Regions from separate parts of the Homo sapiens genome. Here region 2 is linked to region 1. A link is an interaction called in ENCODE POLR2A ChIA-PET data of the cell type or tissue named here. Cell type or tissue: Panc1. All regions are shown on one strand. Each heading gives the region's core, and the rest is flanking DNA. Links, peaks and the distances in the headings are about the cores only. Region 1 holds the start of SNPH (syntaphilin). Region 2 overlaps LOC105372497 (a long non-coding RNA gene).

Region 1 (9,075 bases), core at 2,404-7,403:
AGGCGGCTAGCTGGGTGCTCGCCGGGGCTGGGGCTGCCGGGAGGGAGGGGCGGGGAGGGTGAGGTGGATGGAGGGGACCAGCCAGTCGGCGGCTCGCCGGCAGCTGCGTAAGCGGCCCGTCTTTACTTTCCTTCTTAAAGAGATAGTTAGTATCTTGCTCTAGAGGGCCTGGGAACAGAGACAACGAGCACACGGGGAGCGGCGGCCTCTCCCACCTACACACCAGCCGGTATTTTGAGCTGGGCGATCGATTGGGCGTGGTGGAAAGCGTCTTGGTCGGCTGTGTGACCCTGTGCAAGTCCCTTCACCTCTCTGGGCCTCAGCTTTTTCTTCTCTAACATGGGGTGATGATACCAGTCTCACTCCCTGGCACATAGTTGGCTCTAGTGAAATAGTAATTTTTATCTAAAAGCCTTTAGGAACATTTTTCATTGCCCAAACCAAGTCTGAGTACCAGGGGTATTTAATGTGAATGACAAGCACTTGGGCTACTAACAATGATAGCAGGAATCTTAAGTGTCTGAAAATGGAAATGTTTTCCTCTTAAGTAGTAAAAAGGTGAATCATTGGAAAGATCTCGGAGAGATAAACAATCACAACTTAAAATGTTAATTGTGGCTCTTTTCCCTCTGTCTTCCATCTGTCACAGGGAAAACAAGAAGACCAAAAAGTCCAAAAAACTGGATTTTCTGCCTAGCCCTTCCATTTCTAGCCATACAACTTTAGATAAGTTAACTCACTTTCTGGGCTTGGTTTCTTATCTGCTTCATGTGTGGGAAGTAGGTGGAGTGGGAATGGGCTCCTTCTTTCTGAACCAGGCCTGTCTGATCTGTCATTACTCTGCTCTAAACCATCCAGTGGTTTTCTGTATCGCTCTCCGCCACATGCCCTCATCTTACTCCAGCTCTCTGACTTCATCTTGCGTGGCTCTCCCCATCACTCACTTTTCTCCCATCAAGCTGTCCTTCTTGCTGAGGCCTCACTGCTGGGCCTTTGCATTTGCTGTCCCCTTTGCCTAGAACACACCAGAGAGCCACATGGTTCAATCCTTCCTTTCCTCCAGGTCTCTGCTCAAATGTTACTGTCTCAGAGAGGGCTTCCTTAACCATTCTACATAAAATACTAACTCCCTCCTCTCCACCTCCTTTGCCCCTAGTTTTGCTACACTTAATTACCAGCTGACATAGTGTATATTTACTATGTGTCATTTATCACTCCCACTAGAATGTACACTTCATGAGGGAAGGAACTTTGTTTTTTTCCCTTGCTGTATTTCCAGTGCCCAGAGCAGTGCCTAACACATAGTAGGAGCTCAATAAATATTGACTAAGTGAATGAGAAAGCAAGCACACATTGTGCCAGGCCCCAGTCTTCTATGGGAACACTAGGCCAGATGCCATCCTGGAAGTCCTTTTGTCTTAAGTCTCTTAAGGCTCTTAAGTCCTTAAGTCTGTTTACTCTCGCCGGTGCTGAACTTGGTACCCTCTACTCTCTGCCCCAAGCTGACTTTTCCAAGAGAAGAATTTGTAAAGTGACTTCACTGATTTACATCATGACTCTGCAGTACTGGCCTGGTGAGAAACAGTTAATATTGATAATGTACATGAAAAAATAATTATTTTAAGTTTACTGTTGCTTTTCACAGTCAAATCTTTTCCTGTATCTCTGAGCTGCAATAAATCCATTACTTTTTTTGCAACAAATGCTAATAAATTTTGGAGAGGACATTGATTCTATTTTCTCCTGTATTCCGTTAAACCATATCCTATCAGATAGCCATTATTATATTATGTTTTCTAGAAAAACATGGCAGAGCAATTTAGCAGGAATAGGAAACTAGTTGAAAAAGCCATGTGAAATGTTGAGGTCTTCTGTCCAAAACACCTAATGCTATATTAGCAAGTTAATTGATAAAATGTTTTATCTGCTCTAATGCTCACTGAAATTATATAAGTGACATTTTTACACTTAAAAGTGAAACCAAAGGAAGCCATGTAATTATTACATGTTTAGAAGGAGAACATTTCTGAGATTGTCATTAAAATATTTTTTTGTCTGTTCCCATGCTGTTTTGTTTATTAATAGAGATGGGGCTTTACTATGTCGCCCAGGCTGGTCTCCAACTCCTGGGCTTAAGCAATCCTCAGCCTCCCAAAGTGCTGGGATTACAGGCTTGAGCCACCATGCCTGGCTGTCCCATCCTCATGTGTGTATGTGTGTGGGGTTTTGTGTGGGGGTTTTTTTGGGTTTTTTTTTTTTTTTGCTTGGTACTTAGAAGACTACATTTCCCAGAAATCTCCACAAGGAACTTCCCCAAAGCAAGACAGTGACTTCACTCACATTACTCCCATCTGGAATGGTGTTAGCTAGTAAAGTATTCTCTTTATCATCAGGAAGCAGATGATTGAGAAGAGAACTGGTGTTTAGTTATAATGTAAATTGCAACAAATGAGGATTATAAGTATAAAACAAAATTATTCCTAATAAATTAGTAATTTTGTTTTGTTTTGGACTAGTTGAAAATACATTAAAAATTTTTTTAGTTTCAAAAACAATTGTATTCCAATTCTGGCTAAGCATACTCTCCCACAGAATGCAGCAATAAAACCTGAACAAAATGCATGTAGCAGCTATTTGAGGATTCTGAAGACAAAATACTAGCAGGCACACTGGGGAAGAAGCCAGAATTTGATATACCCTACCACTGAACTAGTGGTGAATTTATCATCTTTATTTCTTCCTATAACTCCTGTCCTGGTCTCAAGGCAGATCAAAATCTGGAATTGGGGCTCAATAAAGAGAAAGCTCCCAAAGAATCTCCCTAGTTTTGACTTGAAGATCAGGAAAAGGGACTTCTGATGCGCAGAGTATGTGGGAGATATCATTGTTCTTTTCCTTTCAAATCTTTTCTCCATTGTCTCATGACCCAGGCCCTAGGCCATCCTGCAGTGGTGTCTGTGACAGCAGGAACCCACAGGTGCCTAAAACTCTGAGGGAGGAGAAACTTCTTCAATAAAAGTAGCTGTAGTCCTGAGGGAGGGTGAGCCCCTGTTGTTGTTTTTTTGTCACTGTCCTCCTACCTCCTGGTCCCAGATGCAAGTTCAACTGTGGAAAGTAGGCAGCAAAGTGGAACAGAGTAAATAAAGCTCCAAACTCCAGCATTCTGGTGAACCCCAGAGAGAATAAATCAAATGATGATAATGATAATAATAATAGTTTTCAGTTACTGCTGAAAATTAAAAACAAAACAAGATCTTTAAAGCAGTCAGAGAAAAATGATGCATTAATAATACAGGAATAGGCTGGATGCAGTGGCTCACACTTGTAATCCCTGCACTTTGGGAGGCCAAGAGGCAGATTGCTTGAGCCCAGGAGTTTGAGACCAGCTTGGGCAACACGGCGAGACCCCACCTCTATAAAAAATACAAAAATCAGCTGTGTGTAGTGGCGTTTGCCTGTAGTCCCAGCTACTCGGGAGACTGAGGTGGGAGGATTGCTGGAGCCCGGGAGGTCGAGGTTGCAGTGAGCTATGACTGACTGTACCACTGCACTGTAGCCTGGGTGACAGAGCAAGATCCTGTGTCAAAAAAAAAAAAAAAATACAGGAATAATAATTTAAATAACTGTTGATTTCTTATCAGAAACCATGGAGGGCAGAAGAAAACAGAACAATTTTTTTTAATTGCTTAAAGAAAAGAGTTGTCAACCAGGATTTTGTACCCAGCAAAAATATCCTTCAGAAATGAAAGTGAAATAAACACATTCTCCAATTAAGGAAAATGAAGATAATCCATTGCCAGCACACTTGCTCTAAAAGAACTACTGAATTAAGTTCTTCAGACAAAAGGGACATTACATTAGAAAGAAATTTGGAACATCAAGAAGGAAGGAGAACAAAAATGGTAAATATTTGAGTAAATGTAATAGGCTATTCTTCTCTTGATCTTTTAAAACATGTTTGACAGTGGAAAGCAACAATTGTTGATGGGGGTTCAATGTGTGTAGATAAGACTAGTACAATATAAAGGAGGAGTATGTATATTCCTTTACAATATAAAGGGACCTATATGGTGTAAGATTTTTACACTCCTCTTGAAGTGGTAAAATATCAATTCTAAGTAGAGCATGAAAAGTTAAGTATGTATTTTGTAACCCCTAGAATAGCTATTTTTAAAATCTATGACAAAAAATATAGTAAAAAAAAAAAAAAAAAAACACCATAGGCCGGGTGCACTGGCTCATGCCTGTAATCCTGGCACTTTGGGAGGTAGAGGTGGGTGGATCACTTGAGGCCAGGAGTTCAAGATGAGCCTGTCCAACAGGTCTCTATTAAAAATATAAAACTTGGTCTGTACTAAAAATACAAAAATTAGCTGAGTGGGGTGGTTGTATACCTGTAATCTCAGCTACTCAGGAGGCTGAGGCATGGGAATTGCTTGAATCCAGGAGGGAGAGGTTGCAGTGAGCTAAGACTGCACCTCTGTACTCCAGCCTGGGCAACAGAGTGAGACTCTGTCAAAAAAAAAAAAAAAGAAGAAGAAGAAATAAAAATGGAATTCCAAATATTCCAAAAGAAGACAAGAAAGGGGAAAACAGAGGAATAAAAAATAAAGGGAACAAACAGTAAAAAAAATAAAATAAAATCCAAAAATCCTAAATAAATAAAATCTGAAATCCAAAAATGTCAATAATTACATTAAATATAAGTGATCTAAACACTTCAATTAAAACAGAGGTTATCCGAATGGATAAAAAAATGACTTTATTTGATGCAGTCTATAAGAAATTCACTTTAACTATAATGAATGATATAGGTAGGCTAAAAGTAAAAGATAAAAAAAGATATACCATACAAATACTTATCAAAGGAAAGCTGGAATAACTATATTAATATTAGAAAAAGTAGACTACAGAGCAAAAAATATTACCAGGAATAAAGAGAATTATTATAAAATAATAAAAGGGTCATTTCACCAAGAAGATGTAATAATTATAAATGTATATAACCTAATAAAAGAACTTCAAAATATATAAAGCAAAAACTGACAGAATGGAAAAGAGAAATAAACAGATCCACAATTATAGCTGGAGACACAAACACTTTTTCTCAGTAATTGATAGAACTAGTAGACAAAATAAACAAGGATGTAGAAGAACTAAACAACACTATGAACTAACTAGGTCCAACTGACATTTATAGAACACTCCACCTAACAAATGCAGAACAGAATTGATCCTTGAACAACACAGCTTTGAACTGTGTGTGTCCATTTCCATGTGGATTTTCTTCTGACTCTGCCATCTCCGAGACAGCAACACTAACTCCTCTTCCTCCTTCTCCTCCTCAGCCTACTCAGTGTGAAGACCATGAAGATGAAGACCTTTATGTTGATCCACTTCCACTTAATGAATAGAAAATATATTTATCTTCCTTATGATTTTCTTAATAACATTTTCTTTTCTCTAGCTTGCTTTATTGTAAGAATATAGTATATAATACATATACAACACATGTGCTAATTGACTGTTTATGTTATAGGTAAGACTTCTGGTCAACAGTAGGCTATTAGTAGTTAAGTTTTTGGGGAGTCAAAATGTATACACAAATTTTCAACTTAGTATAGGGTCATAAAATAAATCTTAATGAATCTGAAATAATTGAAATCATTTAAAGTATGTTCTCTTACCATAATGGAATTAAACTCAAAATCAATTACTGGAAATATCCCTTCGAAACTGAACATCCTATACCTCCAAATAATTTGCAGGTAAAAGACCTGCAAGTCTCAAGGGAAATTAGAAAATATTTTTAACAGAACAAAAGTGAAGATACAACGTATAAGTATCTGTGTGATGCAGCTAAAGCAGTGCCAAGAAGGAAACAGAGCTTTATGTGTTTATATTAGAAAAGAGGGAAGATCTCAAACCAGTTACCTAGAAGGAAACAGAGCTTTATGTGTTTATATTAGAAAAGAGGAAAGACCCCAAATCAGTTACCTAGAAGGAAACAGAGCTTTATGTGTTTATATTAGAAAAGAGGGAAGATCTCAAATCAGTTGCCTAGAAGGAAACAGAGCTTTATGTGTTTATATTAGAAAAGAGGGAAGATCTCAAACCAGTTACCTAGAAGGAAACAGAGCTTTATGTGTTTCTATTAGAAAAGAGGGAAGATACCAAATCAGTTACCAAGAAGCAGAGCTTTATGTGTTTATATTAGAAAAGAGGGAAGATCTCAAATCAGTTACCTAGAAGGAAACAGAGCTTTATGTGTTTATATTAGAAAAGAGCGAAGATCTCAAATCAGTTACCTAGAAGGAAACAGAGCTTTATGTGTTTATACTAGAAAAGAGGGAAGATCCCAAATCAGTTACCTAGAAGGAAACAGAGCTTTATGTGTTTATATTAGAAAAGAGGGAAGATCTCAAACCAGTTACCTAGAAGGAAACAGAGCTTTATGTGTTTATATTAGAAAAGAGGGAAGATCTCAAACCAGTTACCTAGAAGGAAACAGAGCTTTATGTGTTTATATTAGAAAAGAGGGAAGATCTCAAACCAGTTACCTAGAAGGAAACAGAGCTTTATGTGTTTATATTAGAAAAGAGGGAAGATCTCAAACCAGTTACCTAGAAGGAAACAGAGCTTTATGTGTTTATATTAGAAAAGAGGGAAGATCTCAAATCAGTTACCTAGAAGGAAACAGAGCTTTATGTGTTTATATTAGAAAAGAGGGAAGATCTCAAATCAGTTACCTAGAAGGAAACAGAGCTTTATGTGTTTATATTAGAAAAGAGGGAAGATCTCAAATCAGTTACCTAGAAGGAAACAGAGCTTTATGTGTTTATATTAGAAAAGAGGGAAGATCCCAAATCAGTTACCAAGAAGGAAACAGAGCTTTATGTGTTTATATTAGAAAAGAGGGATGATCCCAAATCAGTTACCTAGAAGGAAACAGAGCTTTATGTGTTTATATTATAAAAGAGGGAAGATCTCAAACCAGTTACCAAGAAGGAAACAGAGCTTTATGTGTTTATATTAGAAAAGAGGGAAGATACCAAATCAGTTACCAAGAAGCAGAGCTTTATGTGTTTATATTAGAAAAGAGGGAAGATCTCAAACCAGTTACCTAGAAGGAAACAGAGCTTTATGTGTTTATATTAGAAAAGAGGGAAGATCCCAAATCAGTTACCTAGAAGGAAACAGAGCTTTATGTGTTTATATTAGAAAAGAGGGAAGATCTCAAATCAGTTACCTAGAAGGAAACAGAGCTTTATGTGTTTATATTAGAAAAGAGGGAAGATCCCAAATCAGTTACCAAGAAGGAAACAGAGCTTTATGTGTTTATATTAGAAAAGAGGGATGATCCCAAATCAGTTACCTAGAAGGAAACAGAGCTTTATGTGTTTATATTATAAAAGAGGGAAGATCTCAAACCAGTTACCAAGAAGGAAACAAGAGCTTTATGTGTTTATATTAGAAAAGAGGGAAGATACCAAATCAGTTACCAAGAAGCAGAGCTTTATGTGTTTATATTAGAAAAGAGGGAAGATCTCAAACCAGTTACCTAGAAGGAAACAGAGCTTTATGTGTTTATATTAGAAAAGAGGGAAGATCCCAAATCAGTTACCTAGAAGGAAACAGAGCTTTATGTGTTTGTATTAGAAAAGAGGGAAGATCCCAAATCAGTTACCTAGAAGGAAACAGAGCTTTATGTGTTTGTATTAGAAAAGAGGGAAGATCCCAAACCAGTTACCTAGAAGGAAACAGAGCTTTATGTGTTTGTATTAGAAAAGAGGGAAGATCTCAAATCAGTTACCTAGAAGGAAACAGAGCTTTATGTGTTTATATTAGAAAAGAGGGAAGATCTCAAATCAGTTACCTAGAAGGAAACAGAGCTTTATGTGTTTATATTAGAAAAGAGGGAAGACCCCAAATCAGTTACCTAGAAGGAAACAGAGCTTTATGTGTTTATATTAGAAAAGAGGGAAGATCTCAAATCAGTTACCTAGAAGGAAACAGAGCTTTATGTGTTTATATTAGAAAAGAGGGAAGATCTCAAACCAGTTACCTAGAAGGAAACAGAGCTTTACGTGTTTATATTAGAAAAGAGGAAAGATCTCAAATCAGTTACCTAGAAGGAAACAGAGCTTTATGTGTTTATGTTAGAAAAGAGGGAAGATCTCAAATCAGTTATCTAAGCCTCCACCTTAATAAAACTAGAAAGAGCAAAATAAGCCCAAAGCAAGCCAAAGGACAATAATAATAAATGTAAAAGCAGGAATAAATGAAATGAAACAGAAAGCAGAAAAACAAAAGAGAAAATCTTTTAAAAGATCAATAAAATTAATAAGCCTCTAGCACAACTGAAAAGAGAAAACATATTAACAATGTCTGAAATGAAAGAGGGGTTATTACTATGGACCCCACAGACATTAAAAGGATAATAAGGGAATACTCTGAACAATTCTACACACATAAACTCACAAAAGTAGATGAAATAGACCAATTACTTAAAATAAGAAACTACCCAAACTCATTCAAAATGAAATAGGTAACTGAATAGTCCTACAACTAAAAAATTAAATTCATGGTTAAAAAAACTTTACAAAATATAAATATCCAGATCCACATTGTTTATGGGTGAATTCTATCAACTATTTCAAGAAGAAATAACACAAATATACACAATCTATTGTAGAAGAATAGAATATGAAGAAACACTTTCTAAGTTATTTTATGAGGCCAGTATAACCCTGATATCAAAACCAGAAAAAGACAGTAAAAGAAAAATACAGACCAATATCAGATGCAAAAATCCTTAATAAACTATTAGGAAATCCCCATGAAAGGATATTCAACATAATTAGTCATTAGGAAAATGCAAATCAAAACCATGAGATACTCACTAGGATGGCTATAATTTTTAAAAAGGAAAATAACAAGTATTGTCAAGGATATTAAGAAATTGGAACTCTGATATATTGCTGGTAGAAATGTACAATAGTGCAGCTACTTTGGAAAACAGTTTGACAGCTCCTCAAAAAGTTAAACATAAAGTTATCACATGACCTGGCAATT
Region 2 (9,075 bases), core at 1,896-6,895, 150 kb before region 1:
AAATGAGAGAAAAACAATAACCCCATTAAAAAATGGACAAAGAACATGAGCAGACACTTCTCAAAAGAAGATAATACAAGTGGCCAACAAACACTTGAAAAAAATATTCATCATCACCAATCATCAGAGAAATGCAAACCAAAACCACAGTGAGATACCGTCTCACACCAGTCAGAATTGCTATTATTAAAAGTCAGAAACAACAGATGCCGGCGAGGCTGCAAAGAAAAGAGAACCCTTATAAAGAGTTGCTTTATACGTTGACTTTTTTTTCTCCCTGAGAGAAATAAAGTCTTATCTACTGTTAATTTTGGGCCTTTCTGTTACATTTGTGGAAATGTAAATTAGTTCAGCCACTGTGGAAAGCAGTTTGGAGATTTCTCAAAGAACTACAAACGGAGCTACCATTTAACCCAGCAATCCCATTACTGGGTATATACCTGAAGGAAAATAAATCATTCTATCAAAAGGACACATGCACTCATATCTTTATTTCCACACTATTCACAGTAACAAAGACATGGAATCAACCTAGGTGCCATCAGTAGTGGATTATATAAAGAAAACTTGATACATATACACCATGGAATACTATGCAGCCATAAAATAGGATGAAATCGTGTCCTTTGCAGCAATATGCATGCATCTGGAGGCCATAATCCTAAGCAAATTAATGCAAGAACAGAAAACCAGATACCACATGTTCTCACTTATAAGTGGGAGTTAAACATTGGGAACAACACACACAGACATAAACATGGGAACAACACACATGAACATAAACATGGCAACAACAGACACTCCAGTAGACACAGCGGACTACTGGTGGAGAGAAATAAGGAAGGGGCGTGGGTGAAAAAACTATATGCTTACTACCCAGATGATGGGAACCATACCCCAAACCTCAGCATCATGCCATATACCCATGTAACAAATCTGTACATGTAGCCCCTGTATCTAAAATAAAAGTTAACCGTTTAAAAAAATAATAAAAATAAGTAAATCAGGAGTTCTCTTTCTATGAGAGAGGAGGCAAGAACAGTGGCTTCTTTGGTTGAATTACACTCAAACCCACAAGGCCCTATGAGGTCTTCCTAGTTTTCTCTCTACACTCTAGTCAGCTTCCCATCCCTGTTCTTGTCCAGCCTCCCTGGTTTTCCTTCTGTTCCTCTAGTGAACAGTCTTTCCTCAAGCTTCTGGTTCATGTTGTTTCTGCCTCCTAGAACAGCCTTCTCCCAGACACCTTCCCAGCTGCTCCTTTCCACTCTCAACTCTCAGCGTGACCACCTGATCTCAAGTAGCCCCCTCCTACCTCATTATTCTTTCTTAGCAGTTTTTTTCTTCACATCACATTATTTTATAATCAGTATGTATTTGCTTGTTAATTTGTTTTTTGTCTTGTTTTGTTTCTAACATAAACAGAAATGGGAACTTCTCTTTTGCTCCCCACAAAACAACCAGAGCGTGGAACATATGAAGTAAAGAATAATATTTATTGAATGAAGACATGAATTGTGAGTAGTGTTATTAACTCCTTTGCCAAGAGTCCACAACTCTCTAGTGGTAGAAGAGACCTGGGAGAAAAAATGCAGATCCATGAGGGCTTTGTAGCAGGAATCTTTTAATTGCAAATGATGGAAACACAACTCAAACTGCCTTAACCAAAGGGAGAGTATATTGGTTCACAAAACTGGAAATTCCATAGCTGTTCCGGCATGGTTGGGTGCCTGAGTAACAGGATGTAGGGCTGATGGTGGAGGATGTGCTGCAGGCTAGGAAAGAGGGCAGCCAGGATGACCCATTGTCAGACGTCCAGACAGTGTCCTCAGGGATCTGTCCTTGCCTCAGGCTCTCAACCCTGCTAGCATTATCTTGACCTCTTTGCCAGATGACTTACCCCTATGGTGGCAAGATGATCATCAGCAGCTACTGTATTACATCCTTTCCAGCTTCCTCTGCTTTCACAGAGGTTCCAGCAACAATCCCAGAGCTGCCTCTCATTGCTCAAATGGAGTCATATGACGCTGCCTAAACCAATCACTGTAGCCAGGGAGATGAAGTTTACTGATGGGCTGAGCCTTGAAGCTGGGGATGGGGAGTGGACTTAGGGGCAGTTGGGAGGGGACTCCCTAAAGGAAAATCTGGGTGCTGTTCCTTCAAGATGAGAGCATGAGACTGAGATGACAGGTGCGTGGCAGACCCCAACCTGACATAACTAAGACAGCCCTCCCCTCCCTGGCTCCTCAGCTCCCTGGCAGCATCCTCACTACTCTCTTTCCCAGCCTCCAGCACATCCTCCACCATCACCCCTAGACTCAGTGGCTTCTTGTTCATCTCCTTGGCTTTCCAAGTGGAAGGGGGTAGCATAAGTGCAGCCTGAGGCAGCAAAAAGAGCACTGGGTGGGGATTCCAAAGCCTGCCCCAATTCTGGGTCAGCCAAGCATCCCTGTGTGACTTTGGGCTAGTTTCTGCCCCTCTCTGGGCCCCAGGGACCAATTGGCAAAGACCTGATGACCTCTTCCTTGAGGCCAATCTTGCAGTCTCAAGAGGGTCTCCAGAAGGGCAGGGGCAACTTCTAAGGGCATCTTCCCCTTCTGGGATGGGAAAACTGAGGCTGGCCTCACAATCTCTTCAGCCACTTTCACACCAGGAAGGCAGGAAACACGTATAACCCTGTGATTTGCAGCCCTGTGCAAGCTGGGGACAGGGTTTCAAATCCATACTCTCTCCAGGTTCAGTTATCTCCACCCTGCAAAGGGACTGGCAAAGCCCCATCTGTGCACAGGCCATCACTAGCACACCACACTGTGCCTGTCATTCCCTGCCTTTTCTCACCCAGATGACTCAAAGGATCTTTGTCTTTTTCTGTAGTAACCCTGCAGGCCTAGGTGGGAGCTTCCAGTGCCTCTTGTCATCATTCTGGTATGTCCAGGAAGTGGGAGGTGGCACCAATGTGTAGCCACCCTGCCTGAGCCCACCAGCCTTGGAGTCAGAACACCCTGGGGTAAATCCTGGCTCAGCTCTTCTCAGCTATGTGATCTCGGTAAGTGGCTTTGCTTCTCAGGGCTTCAGGCTCCTCCTCTAATTCCCACCGCACAGCGCTGTGGTGAGCCTGAGCAAGATGAGCATGTCAGTGTCTGGCGCAGAACGGGCATGCAAGAAGCATTGGTTTTCTTAGCTCCCAGGGTCATCTGGAAAAACCAGTTGGTTTCTTACCACCAAGAGGCAGTGCTTTTTTGTAGTAAGAAACCAATTTCAAAGGCCAGAGAGTTGGGTTCAAATCCTGACTCCCCACTTACCAGCAGTGATTCTACAGATGTTATTTCACCTCTTGGAGCTCAGTTTACCCATCTGTAGAATAAGGATGATAAACTTATCACAAGGGGCTATGGTGAGGAATAAGTGGGGTCTCGAGAGTACCTGTCATGCAGTTGGTGCCCAGAATTGCTGTTCCCTTCACAAAGGCCCCTGGTCAACTGGGCAAGCCACATGCCTGCATTTGTCTCTCAGGAGGGATATTAATCATTTATTCAACAAACATGTCCTGAGCTCCTACTAGGTGCCAGGCACTATTCAGCAGTGAGCAAGACATAAATTGCTCTGCCCTCATGGGGTTCACATTCCGGTGTAATTACAGGCAAAAAATAATAAATGAAAGTACGATGTGCATTGGAAGGGAGGAGGCACAGAGTACCATGGGAAAGGTCATAACAGAGGCCTTCACCTGGCCCCAGCAGTCAGGGAAACCTCCTGGAGGAGGTGATGTTTTAACTGAAGTGGGAAGGATGAGTTGGAGGTACCCAGGTGAAAATGGGAAGAAGGAGGCATGTCTGGGCAGAGAAGACAGCATCAACAAAGGCCTTGAGAGAAGACCATGAGGAGAGTTAGAAGAACTATTAAAAGCCAACAGGCTGAATAAAGAAAGTTGTGGAGAGATGGGGGCTAGATCCAGGGCTGGGAGGTCAGGAGAGGCCAGACGCTACAGGATCTCCTGAACATGGTGCAGAATCTGGACTTAGTCCTGAGGCAACAGGGAGCCCCTCTACTTGGAGGAATCACACTCTGAGCCCCTACTGTGTGCCTAGCCAGTGAGGAGACAACTACCACCCACTTTTGCAAAAGGCTGTGATTAGGCAGGAAATATGGGTCTTAGAACCCTGCTGAGAAGGTCAGGCTGGCTTCCCGGAAGAAGTGCTGTCTGACCAGGGACTTAAAGCGTGAGCATGAGTCACCCAGACTGAGGTCTTCCAGGCTGAGGGAACAGCATCTGCACAGGCTTCGTGTCAAGAGGGAATGCAATGAGTCAGGGGAGCTGCAGGACAGGACTGAGCATGAGTCAGAGAGGCCAGATCAAAGTATCTCCTATGCCAGGGAAAAGAATGCTGGCTTTTGAGGGCAGTGGGGGACCATAGAAGGCTCTACAGGGAGGTGCATGGTCAGGGTGAATTTGTAGAAGATCATCTCAGCTACACGATGGCAAATGGATTAGATGTGGCAGAGTGAAGCCGGGAAACCGTGAGGAGACTGGGTCAGAGACACGGGGATACTCTCAATTCCTTGGCAAGTCCTGGTGGCTCCAGCTTCAACACTGATTGGAATCTAACCCTTCCCCCCACCTCCATTGCCCTGTCTCATGCAAATATTTCCATTCAATATATTTCTAGAAGCAGATTTACTGGATCAGAAAGTAGGCAGATGTATTTTGCTTCTTTTTTTAATTAAAATATTTATTGAAATAATTACAGACTCCAAGAAATAATACAGACACATCCCATATATGCCCTTTACCTAGTTTCCCCCAATGATAACGTTTTGCAAAACTGTAGTATAATATCATGACCAGGATATTTTCATTGATAGAATCCACCCATCTTATTCAGATTTTCCCACTTTTACGTGTACTCGTGTGTGTGTGGTGTGTATTTAGTTCTATGCAAATTTTATCACAGGCATAGGTGTGTGTATTCACCACTGTAATCACGATAGATACCTTCATCATCACAAAGATATCAAAGACTTTATCCTTTCATAAGCATCCCGTTTTCTTCCTTCAGCCACTCCCTACCCATCCTTAAGCGCTGACAACCACTAACTAATCTGATCTCCATTTTAAAATTTTTATTATTGCAAAAATAAATATTTGTGGAGTAAATATTAATGGAATCCTACAGTATGTAACCTTTTGCAGTTGGCTTTTGTTCACGCAGCATAATTCCTTGCAGATTCATCCAAGTTGTTGCACATACCAACAGTTCATTGCTTTTTATTGCTAAGGAGTGTTTAATGACATATATATACTGCAGCTTGCTGAACTATTCACCCACTGAAAGACTTCTGGGTTGTTTCTAGTTATTAGTTCCTATGAATAAAGCTACCGTGAACATAGGTGTACAGATTTTCGAGTGAACATGTTTTCAATTCTCTGAAATGCTCAAGAGTGCAGTTGCTAGATCATATCGTAGTTGCATGTTTAGTTTTATAAGAAACTACCAAGCTGTATTGATTATTGTAGCTATAAAGTAAACCTTAATATTGAGTAGATTGATTCCTTCCACTTTATTCCTCTTTGTTGAGGTTATTTTAGCTATTCTAGAGACTATACCTGTCCTTATAAATTGGAAAATAAACTTATCTATATCTACAAAAAATCTTGCTGGGATTTTGATATGAACATTGAACCTACAGATAAATTTGGGGAAAACTGATATCTTTACTATGTTGAGACTTCCAATCTGTAAACACAGTATGTATTTTCATTTACTTATTTATATCTTTTATTTCTTTTATCTGGTATTTTATAATTTTCAGCATACATATGCTATGCATGTTTTGCTAAATATTTCATTTTCTTTGGAGAGATTATAAGTGGTATTGTGGTTTAAAGTTTTGTTCCATAGATTCACTGCTAGTGTATAGAAATGTCACTGATGTTTGTGTGTTTATCTAGTGTCTTATGACCTTGTAAACTCACTTTTTAGTTGGAGTTTGTTTGTTGCATTTTAAATTCCTCTAGATTTTCTACATAGTCAAACAGGTTACCTATAAATAGTACAGTTTTCTGTCTTCCTTTGTGACGTGGGGCATTTTATTTCTTTTTCTTCCCTTGTTGCAGGGGCTAGACCTTCCAGTATCGTGTAGAATAACAGCGGTGAGGCAGAACATCCTTGTTTCCGTCTTAGGAGGAAAGCGCCATTAGGAAAGCATCATAAGAGGAAAGCAGTCTTTCACCATTACGTATATTAGCTGTGGATTTTTTTGTTTTGTATAATTGTTTTACATGTTCTTTATCAAGTTGAAATAATTTTGCACTATTTATGACTTGCTGGGAGACTTAATGAGTTTTGGATTTTGTCAAATGCTTTCTTTTTGCATCAATTCATATGATTATATGCTTTTCTTTCCTTGGCTTGTTGATATGGTGGATTGATTGATTTTTGAATGTTGAACTACCATAGCTGTAATAAATCTAACTTGATAATGGTGAATAATTATTTTTATGCATTGTTGGATTTGGCTTGCTTATATTTTGTCAAGGATTTTTGCATCAGAATTAATAAGAGATACTGGTCTGTAATTTTCTTTCTTTTTATTTCGTCTCATAATATTGGCCTCATGAAATGAATTGAGAAGTGTTTCCTCTGCTTCTATTTTTTGGAGGAGATTGTGTAAAATTGGTGTTGTGTTTTTCAAATGTTTGGTAGAATTATCCAGCTTGGAGCATTTTAATTATGAATTCAGTTATTTTAATGAATTTTTTTTTTTTTTGAGACAGAGTCTCGCTTTGTCACCCAGGCTGGAGTGTAATGGCACGATCTTGGCTCCCAACCTCCACCTCCCAGGTTCAAGTGATTCTCCTACCTCAGCCTCCTGAGTAGTGGGATTACAGGCATCTGCCACCATGCCCAGCTAATTTTTGAATTTTTAGTAGAGACAGGGTTTCACCAGGTTGGCCAGGCTGGTCTCAAACTCCTGACCTCAGGTGATCCACCAGCCTCAGCCTCCCAAAGTGCTGGGATTACAGGCATGAACCACCGTGCCTGGCCATTTTAATGATTTTAGGACTGACCAAACTATCTGTTTCATCCTGGTTGGGTTTTGGAAGTTTTTTTTTATTTTTTAGGAATTGTTTCATTTCTTCTAAGTTATCAAATTTATGAGCATCAATGTATTTACAGTATTTCCTTATTATCTTTTTAAAGGCTACAAGATCTATATTGGCATTCCCTGTTTCTTTGTGGTACTAGTGATTTGTATCTTCTTTTTGTTTTCCATCTTGCTAGAGGCTTATCAATTTTATTTATTTTTTAATAAATCAGCTTTTTTGCAGTTTTTCTAGTTTTTCTGTTTTTGATTTTATTTATATCTGCCCTGAATTTTACTGTTTCTTTCCTTATGCTAGTTTTGAATTTATGTTGCTCTTGTTTTTCTAGTTTCTAGAGGTACTAACTTAAATTGCTAATTTGAGACCTTTCATCTTTTCTAGTTAAGCATTTAGTGCTATAAATTTTCCTCTCAGCATTACTTTTGCTGCATCCCACATATTTTGATATCTTGTATTTTTACTTTTATTTGGTTTTATGTAGTTTTTAAATTTCCCTTTAAACTTCTTCTTTGAGCCATAGATTATTTAGAAGTATGTTGTTTACTTTCCACATGTTTAGAGATTTTCTGCCTTTATGCTATTGATTTGTAGGCTTATTCCATTTTTGTCAGAGAACATACTCTATAATTATAATTCTTTTAAATTTGCTGAGGTTTCTTTCATGGTCCAGGATATGTCTATGTTGGTATATACTTCTTGGGTTCTTGAAACTAATTATATTCTGTGTTGTTGGTTGGAGTATTTTATACATGCCTATTAGATACCGTTGTTTAATGGTGTTGTTCAGATCCTCTAAATCCTCACTGATTTTCTACCTAGTAGTTCAATTGATTGTTGAGATTGGGTTGTTTATGCCCCTGACTGTAATTGTGGACTTGTCTATTTCTCCTTTCAGTTTTATTAGCTTTGGCTTTACATATTTAAGTCTCTGTTGCTTGGTGCCTGCACATTTAATATTGTTTTGTCTTCCTAGTGGATTGATCCTTTTATTCTTATGTAATATCCCTCTTTGACTCTAGTAAATTTCATGGTTCTGAAGTCCACTGTATCTGATATTCATTTAGCCACTTCTATTTTTTAAACTAAAATTTGCATAATATATCTTATTATATCGCTTACTTTCAGCCACCTAAATTGTTGAATTTGAAATGAGTTTATCATAAACAACATATATACCCTGCCAATCTGTCTTTTGATTGTTATATTTAATAATTTAAGATTGTCAAGATGACAGGTGTTGAGATGGTCAGTTAGGACAATAAGCCAAATGAAATTAATAGTCAAGACTTTGTTCACTTACTAGGATAGTGAAGTCCAGAGACAAAGAAAAAAAAATGTGTTGGCTTTCCAGTGTTCCATTTTCCCACATAGGACAGCATCAGGTGAAGGTCAGGAGGATCAGTGAAGACAGGAAGATTATCTCACTAACAAGGAGCCCTGAACAAGAAGCTACTGCCATTTTAGAATTTGTTTTTCCATTTCTGCTAAAAATGCCATTCGGATTTTGATAAAGATTTTATTGAATGTTTAGATCAGTTTGAAGAGTGTTGTCATTTAAAAAATATTAGGTCTTCTAATCCATGAACATAGTATATGTCTACATTTATTTATACATTTTCATGTTTTCCAGCAATGTTTTGTAGTTTTCAGTGTACAAGTCTTGCATTTCTTTTGTTAAATTTATATCTAATTATTTTATTATTTTCAATAGTATTATAAAGAGATTTGGTTTTTAATTTCATGTTCAGATTATTCATTGCTGGTATATAGGTATACAAATATTTTTGTATATTTATATTGTATCTTACAACTTTGCTGAGCTTGTTTATTAGCTCTAATAGTTTTTTGTGTATTCCTTAGTATCGTCTATATGCAAGATCATGTCATATGCATATAGAAATGGTTTTACCTCTCCCTTTTAAATCTGGATGCCTTTTAGCTTCTTTTATTACCTTATTGCATTGGCCAGAGCC

The links. ChIA-PET counts read pairs that join two places held together with the same protein. Peaks named below come from ENCODE experiments on the same cell type or tissue, not always from the same donor. Only the 100,000 strongest peaks of a DNase experiment are listed, where the experiment ranks them.
Region 2: POLR2A ChIA-PET joins it to region 1 with 8 read pairs; 3 of 35 experiments call an interaction of 5 or more read pairs at or near these places.

The regions. Positions count from the first base shown.
Region 1 is chr20:1,257,254-1,266,328 of GRCh38, reverse strand. SNPH (syntaphilin) reads right to left here and starts at 35. Exons shown (of 7, transcript NM_001318234.2): 1 at 1-35. RefSeq lists an enhancer at 200-349. In Panc1, for the core only: no CTCF peak of the experiment used is centred there; no DNase peak of the experiment used is centred there; H3K27me3 peaks cover 525 bases.
Region 2 is chr20:1,411,352-1,420,426 of GRCh38, reverse strand. It overlaps LOC105372497 (a long non-coding RNA gene), which reads left to right. Exons shown (of 6, transcript XR_937193.3): 2 at 1,423-1,514; 3 at 2,872-3,043; 4 at 6,113-9,075. Among named protein-coding and RNA genes, the nearest start is that of FKBP1A-SDCBP2, 23 kb to the right of the region's middle. RefSeq lists an enhancer at 3,295-4,494. In Panc1, for the core only: no CTCF peak of the experiment used is centred there; DNase peaks (open chromatin) are centred at 4,266, 4,806, 5,327 and 6,076; H3K4me3 peaks cover 1,211 bases; H3K27ac peaks cover 5,000 bases.